Linked DNA regions of Homo sapiens: region 1 is linked to region 2. The links are chromatin contacts, found by Hi-C or POLR2A ChIA-PET in ENCODE. All regions are on one chromosome and are shown on one strand. The core of a region is the stretch at or near the end of the contact, and the rest is flanking DNA. Distances in the headings are between cores, read along the strand shown.

Region 1 (3,048 bases), core at 239-2,738, 74 kb after region 2:
AGCTTTCTAGGGAGCTGGGACTATAGGCATGCGCCACCATAACTGGCTAATTTTATTTTTTATTTTATAGAAACGGGGTCTCAGTATATTGCCCAGGCTGACCTTGACCTTCTGGGCTCAAGCAATCCTCCCACCTTGGCCTCCCAAAGATCTGGGATTATAGGCATGAGCCACTGTGACCAGCCATTCTTTCCTCTTAACACAGAAAAACTATGATTTATTCTACCTATAAGTAAAGTCTACCTTTTAAAAAGAGGATTGTGCTTTTCGTATTATATCTTAAAAAATCTTTGCCTGGGCCGGGCGTGGTGGCTCACGCCTGTAATCCCAGCACTTTGGGAGGCCGAGATGGGCGGATCACAAGGTCAGGAGATCGAGACCATCCTGGCTAACACGGTGAAACCTCGTCTCTACCAAAAATACAAAAAAATTAGCCGGGCGTGGTGGCGAGTGCCTGTAGTCCCAGCTACTTGGGAGGCTGAGACAGGAGAATGGCGTGAACCCGGGAGGCGGAGCTTGCAGTGAGCCGAGGTCATGCCATTGCACTCCAGCCTGGGCGACAGAGCAAGACTCTGTCTCACAAAAAAAAATCTTTGCCTGATGCAAAGTTAAAGAGTTTTGCCTGTGTTATCATCTGGAAATTTTTATAGTTTTAAGTTTTGTTTGTAGGTCTATGATTTATTTTTATTTAATTTTTGTACATGTGGCAAGCTATGGATTGAAGTTCATATTTTTATCTTTTTTTGCTTCTGGATACCCATTTGTTCTAACTTCATTTGTTGAAAACACTAAGCTTTCTCCATTGAATTGCCTTTGCATCTTTGTTTAAAATCAGTTAACCATAATGCGAGTCTATTTTTATACTCTTTATTCTGTTCCATTCATATTTTTGTCTATCATGACATCAGTAACACATTTAATTATTTGTTCCTTGATAATAATATCAAAGTCAGGTAGTGTACAGTAGTCATCCCTTATTCATGGGAGATATGTTCTAATATCCCCAGTAGATGCCTGAAGCTGTGGATAGTACTGAACGTCCATTGTTGTCCATCAGAATATGTTTCTTTTCATGCCTTCCACCCACACATTTAATTCCTTTTCCATCTTAACTAAGCACTTATCACGTACTATGCATATAACTTTTGCAGTTTGAAGTGCAACATCAAAAATTCAAAGGTGCAAATTTCCTTTTTCTTCTTTTTCACAGTTGCATGGATAGAAGATTCATTCTTACTGTAGCTCTTAGCAAACTCAGCATATGTTTTTTTTCTTTCCTTAAGTTGAGAACTTTCATCCCTTCACCCAAAGGAGACACTTTCTGTCTTCTTTTTGGCATATCCAAATTACCGGCATCACTATCCTTGCAGTTTGGGGCTATTATTAAGTTAAATAAAGGTTCCTTAAACACAAGCACTGCTATAGCAAGGATAACTGAGATGGCTACTAAGTGAGTAATATTCAAGTAGCATATACAGCATGGATACACTAGACAAAGGGATGATTCATATCCTGGGCAGGACAGAGTGGGGAGGCTAGGTATTTCATCATACTACTCAGAGCGGTGTCACCTTAAAACTTACGAATTGTTTATTTCTGGAATTTTCCATTTTTGGATTACGTGCAATCAAAACTGCAGGAAGCAAAACAACAGATTAAGGGGTACTACTGAACTTATTTTTTTTTTCAAAATTATTTTGTCTTTTCTAAATGTTGTGCATCTCCTTACAAATTTTAGGAGCACCTTACCAATCATTTTTTTTAAAAGGCTACTGGGATTTTGCTTGGAATTACATTGAATGTATAGATAAATTTGGGGAAAATCTATATCTTAACAGTATTGGGTCTTTCAATAAATAAAAATGATATACATTTTAAATTGTTAAAAAATAATTCAACTTTTATTTTAGATTCCGGGGGTACACATGCAGGTTTGTTACCTGGATATATTGTGTGATGCTGAGGTTTATGGTATGAATGACCCCATTACCAAAGTCGTAAGCATAATACCCAATAGTTTTTCAGCCTTTCCCCCCGTCCTTCCCTCTCCCCTCTAATATTCTGTAGTGCCCATTGTTTCCATCTTTATATCCTTGTGTACCCAATGTTTAGCTGCCACTTATAAGTGAGAACATGGAGTATTTGTTTTTTTTTGTTCCTGTGTTAATTTGCTTAGGATAATGGCCTCCAGCTGCATACATGTTGCTGCAAAGGGCATGATTTCTTTCTTTTTTATGACCATATAGTATTCTGTGGTGCATATGTGCTGCATTTTCTTCACTCAGAGCGGTATCACCTTAAAACTTACGAATTTTCTGTTTTCTGTTTCTACAAAACAGAAACAGGTGTCTGTTTGGTAGAACTATTTATTTTCTTTTGGCTGTATACCCACTAATGGGACTGCTAGGTCTAATGGTAGTTCTGTTTTAATTTCTTTGAGAAATCTCTAGAGTGCTTTCTCTAGTGGCTGAACTAATTTACATTTCCACCAACAGTGTATTAAGTGTTCCCGTCTCTCCACAACCTCACGAGCATGTGTTGTTTTTTTGACGTTTTAATTATAGCCATTCTTACTGGTGTGAGATGGTATCTCATTGTGGTCTTGATTTGCATTTATCTGATAATTAATGACGTTGAGCATTTTATCATGTGTTTGTTGGCCACTTGTATGTCTTCCTTTGAGAAGTATCTATTAATGTCCTATGCCCACTTTTTAATGTTTTTTTTTCTTGATGATTTGTTTAAGTTCTGTGTAGAACATTAGTCCTTTGTTGGATGCATGGTTTATGATTATTTTCTCCCATTCTGTAGGTTGTCTGTTTACTCTGTTGGTAGTTACTTTTGTTGTATAGAAGCTCTTTAGTTTGATTAAGTCCCACTTGTCAATTTTCATTTTTGTTGCAATTGCTTTTGAGAATTTAGTCATAAATTTCTTCCCACAGCTGATACCCAGAATGGTGTTTCCCAGGTTTTCTTCTAGGATTCTTATAGTTTGAGGTCTTACATTTAAATCTTTAATCCATTCTGAATTAATTTTTGTACATGGTG
Region 2 (3,342 bases), core at 396-2,895:
GGCAGGAAGGCAGGTGGTGGAGTGAAGTTGAGTCAGCCTCCATCCTGTTACCATCAGATGGTTCTCAAATGCCTGGCTGGCATCTGGACTGGGAGAACAGCAGATGAAAGGACCCAGAGTGGGAGGAAAATGAATCAGTATGCGATCAGCAAATTGTACCTTGGATTGGGATAGGATTCTTATAATTTAAAAATGTGCCTATATTCAATAACTGCAACTATTTAGAGTAATGGTAGCCTACTGTATTATCAGGAAGTGGTTAAAGAGTAAACATGTTCTGGAGGCAGGGAGATACTTGGGATACAGAAATGAGCGTGCTGAGTAAGAACACAATTGCTTCAGAATGTGCAATTCAACGCTGAATACAGGGTTCCAAATGCAGTTAACATCAACTAAAGAATTTAGCGAAAGGGTGTAGCAGAGTGTAAGTTGGAATTAAATATGGGTCCTTGGTCTGATAGAGAACATTTCAAGCAAGTTCGTTGTTTATATCTGACTTAGAAGGCAATGAGAAACCATACAAGATACGATACTGCTTTCTTCACATTTTCAAAAATATCTATTTTGATCAAAAGGAGTTAGGAAGAACCTGCATGGTGGACTATAACAGATAATAATGGAAGGACTATTCGGACCAAAAATAGTTACCAGTTTCATTGTCCTACTATGTGGAGGGGACAGAGCTGAGAGAAGGGGAAGAGAATAAGGCATTGAGTGGCGTTCTACTACTGGTGTGTGCCAAATACCAATTTCAGCATAAGGACTCAACCCGGAAGGAGCCAGCTGGAGTCCTTATGCTATTCCCGAGGCCTGAAACACGAGTCTAGCTGGTTCGGCCTCATCTGTCAGGTCACAGCTGCAATATTACTTCCTCAGGGAAGCCCTTTCTTTCTTCCTCTTCTCCATCTCCACCCCCTTCCCAAAAGGGCCTCCCGCTATAAGCTCTCAAAGTTGTAATTACATGTGTCTTGTAGTTAACTATTTAGAGTCTGTCTCCACGTCCAGGCTCCAACCAACCTCTCATCCTCAAATGTCTTCACAAGGTCGGTGATCTTGGCAGTTTTACTGACCAAAGAGTGGGGGCTCATCTCCAGCACCTTGCAGTATTGACAGGAAAGTCACTGAGTAGCAAATGAATGCATGAATGAGCTCGTGTTGTTAATATTGCCAGGCCCACAGGAAGCACCCAACAAAGAGCAATGATTGGTGTTCGCGTTCATTATCTCATTTAATTCTTACAAAACCACGGCAAGGATTCAACCCCACAACTGCTGTCTAGAAAACCGAGGAAAGTGACGCAACCCGCGGGAGGTCTGACGGCCCGAGAGCCGCAGCGCCAGGCCCGGGAGCCAGCCCCGTCCACTTCCCCGGTGGATTCTTCTCCGTTCCCCGCCGGCCGCCCCAGGTGAAGCTCCTTTCCGCCGTCAGAAGGAGGCTCCCAGCGGGAAGCAGCATCGAGGGCGACCCAGGGCCAGCACGGGAAATGCCAGGGACCGCGTCAGCCGAGCCTGCTGGAACCCCGCTCCTCGCTGCAGACGCCGTTCCGCCTGAGGACAGTACTCGGGCATGGGGAGTCAGGTGCCCGCCACAGGAACGCAAGAGACCGCGCCGGACCAGCGAAAAAGCTCCATGCTCTCCTGGTTTTCCAACCCGACGCCGCGGCCTGCGGCCACTCTAGGACGCCGGAGGGTCCTCCTCTCAGTGGTTGGGGCTGGGCCGCCCTGCGCCGGGAGCCGCCCACCTTCGGGCTGGGCCGGGCCTGGCCAGAGTCTGGGCTAAGCGCAGGGCCTGCATGAATCTTCAGCCTGGGAGGTGGGGCAGGAGCACGGAGAAGTCTCGAAGAAGTGGAGGAAGCACGCACTGGCTGCCGCGGGAAAAGCTCAGCCAGCAACTGTATCAGCTTTACATTCGACCCTCCTTTGCTGCATGGCAAAAAGAAAATAAACTACCATTTCTTAGTTCGTGTTTTATTTTCAGCTATTTCTTGTTTCCTTGGTTTCGATTCTAATTATTGCTGTAGACGCCTTCAGGTGGTGGAAGCCAAGGCAAGGAACCCCTGACCGCAATTTCCTAACCTTTGGGCAGAGTGTGGGGTGTGGGGACTCCCCGCCTGCCTTTCCCCGCCCCCCCTTCATAGAGACCTAAAAACCTTTAAAAAGGATCTAACACTAGCTCTATTATCTACCCTGTAGCCTACTCAACTAATTAATTCAGACATTTATAATTACACACCAAAAAAAAAAGAGAGAGAGAAAAAAAGTTAAACCGTTGGAACTACAAACATTAAACATGAGCAGTTCTTAGGGCCAAAATCTCTGAATGTGACTGCGACAGATCGCACTTGAAACGCCTGTATGAGGTAAACGGAAATGGCCAGAGAAAATGAACTGACGGGTATGTGTATTTCCAAATGTACTACTATCAGCTAAAAAAGAAACTTCAATGATTAGGTTTATTGAGGTGACATGCAATAATTCTTAAATGTTCTGCAATTAGAAGTTTCTACGTCATGAAGGCAGTTTAGAAGATTACAGCAAAATGGTGAAGCATGACTTCTTCATATGCTTATTCTTCATTCAAAAGCCGTTTGCAGGTTCCCCAGCTTAAAAAGAAGCCTAATTTCACTTATTTTGAAGAGTACTCTGATAAATATGAATACCGAAATCAAATGTTGCTTTGTGTTTAGACAGTTATAGATAGAAAATTCTCGCATGGGCCAGCAAAGAGGTATGGGTAATTTAAGAAGAAAAAAAAAAAAGTTGATGCCCCTGGCTGGTGAAAAACCCCAAGGAATTCACTTTCAGCTGGAAATTTTAGAGCTATTTCGCAATACTTATTAACGAGCTTATTGTATTATTCATTTTAGAAATCTGATTTCGCAATCTTTTATTCGTAGTGGCTCCCTCTAATAACGTCCTCATTTTATCGCTATGTGCATAATGATGTTCTTTAGTATATCCAAGAGAGTTTTTGATGTTGGAATTTGCAATGACTCAAGTTTCACTCCAGCAGCTTGAAAGAGTGATAATGAGGTGCTCTCCTTTTTTTGTATCTATACTCCCCTTCCAGGCATATAATTTCATTTGAAAGTTGATATTGTTCTTCTAGATTTTCTATTCAGTAACGAAATGGAAAGCAATGATTGTTCCCCTAAGAACAACTAAGTTTTCTAAAAGCTATCATAAGGACTTTGTAGCAAACTCTGAAGGTATCATTTGGGAATTTTAACACAATATGCTTGAAAACCAGATAAAAGGGAAGGTTCTAAATTAAAATGTGTGGATGAAAATCTATAATCTGGCACTAAATCAGTAGTGATATAGTGGGTGGCAAATAGAATTG

What was found. Hi-C counts contacts between places; a loop is a spot of excess contacts on that map. ChIA-PET counts read pairs that join two places held with the same protein, here RNA polymerase II (POLR2A). Pooled maps may share reads with other maps.
Region 1: a map of mammary epithelial cell shows a loop between it and region 2 (9-fold over the local background). The contact joins the enhancer-like site here to the promoter of LINC01023 in region 2. A Hi-C loop is called at or near these places in 2 of 168 maps with a recorded cell type or tissue (mammary epithelial cell and sigmoid colon) and 9 of 50 pooled maps. POLR2A ChIA-PET finds 5 or more read pairs at or near these places in 8 of 52 experiments (AG04450, CD8-positive, alpha-beta memory T cell, GM12878 and 5 more).

What each region holds. Positions count from the first base shown.
Region 1 is chr5:108,800,468-108,803,515 of GRCh38, forward strand. All of the region lies in intron 3 of FER (FER tyrosine kinase), which reads left to right. Among named protein-coding and RNA genes, the nearest start is that of FER, 54 kb to the left of the region's middle. Within about 2 kb of position 1,489, at least 7 of the 41 ENCODE cell types and tissues checked have a DNase peak (open chromatin) inside an H3K27ac peak, as active enhancers do; they include PC-9 and mammary epithelial cell, where a contact is called at or near this core.
Region 2 is chr5:108,726,616-108,729,957 of GRCh38, forward strand. It overlaps LINC01023 (long intergenic non-protein coding RNA 1023), which reads right to left and starts at 1,646. Exons shown (of 1, transcript NR_046368.1): 1 at 1,210-1,646. RefSeq lists enhancers at 889-1,470, 1,310-1,609.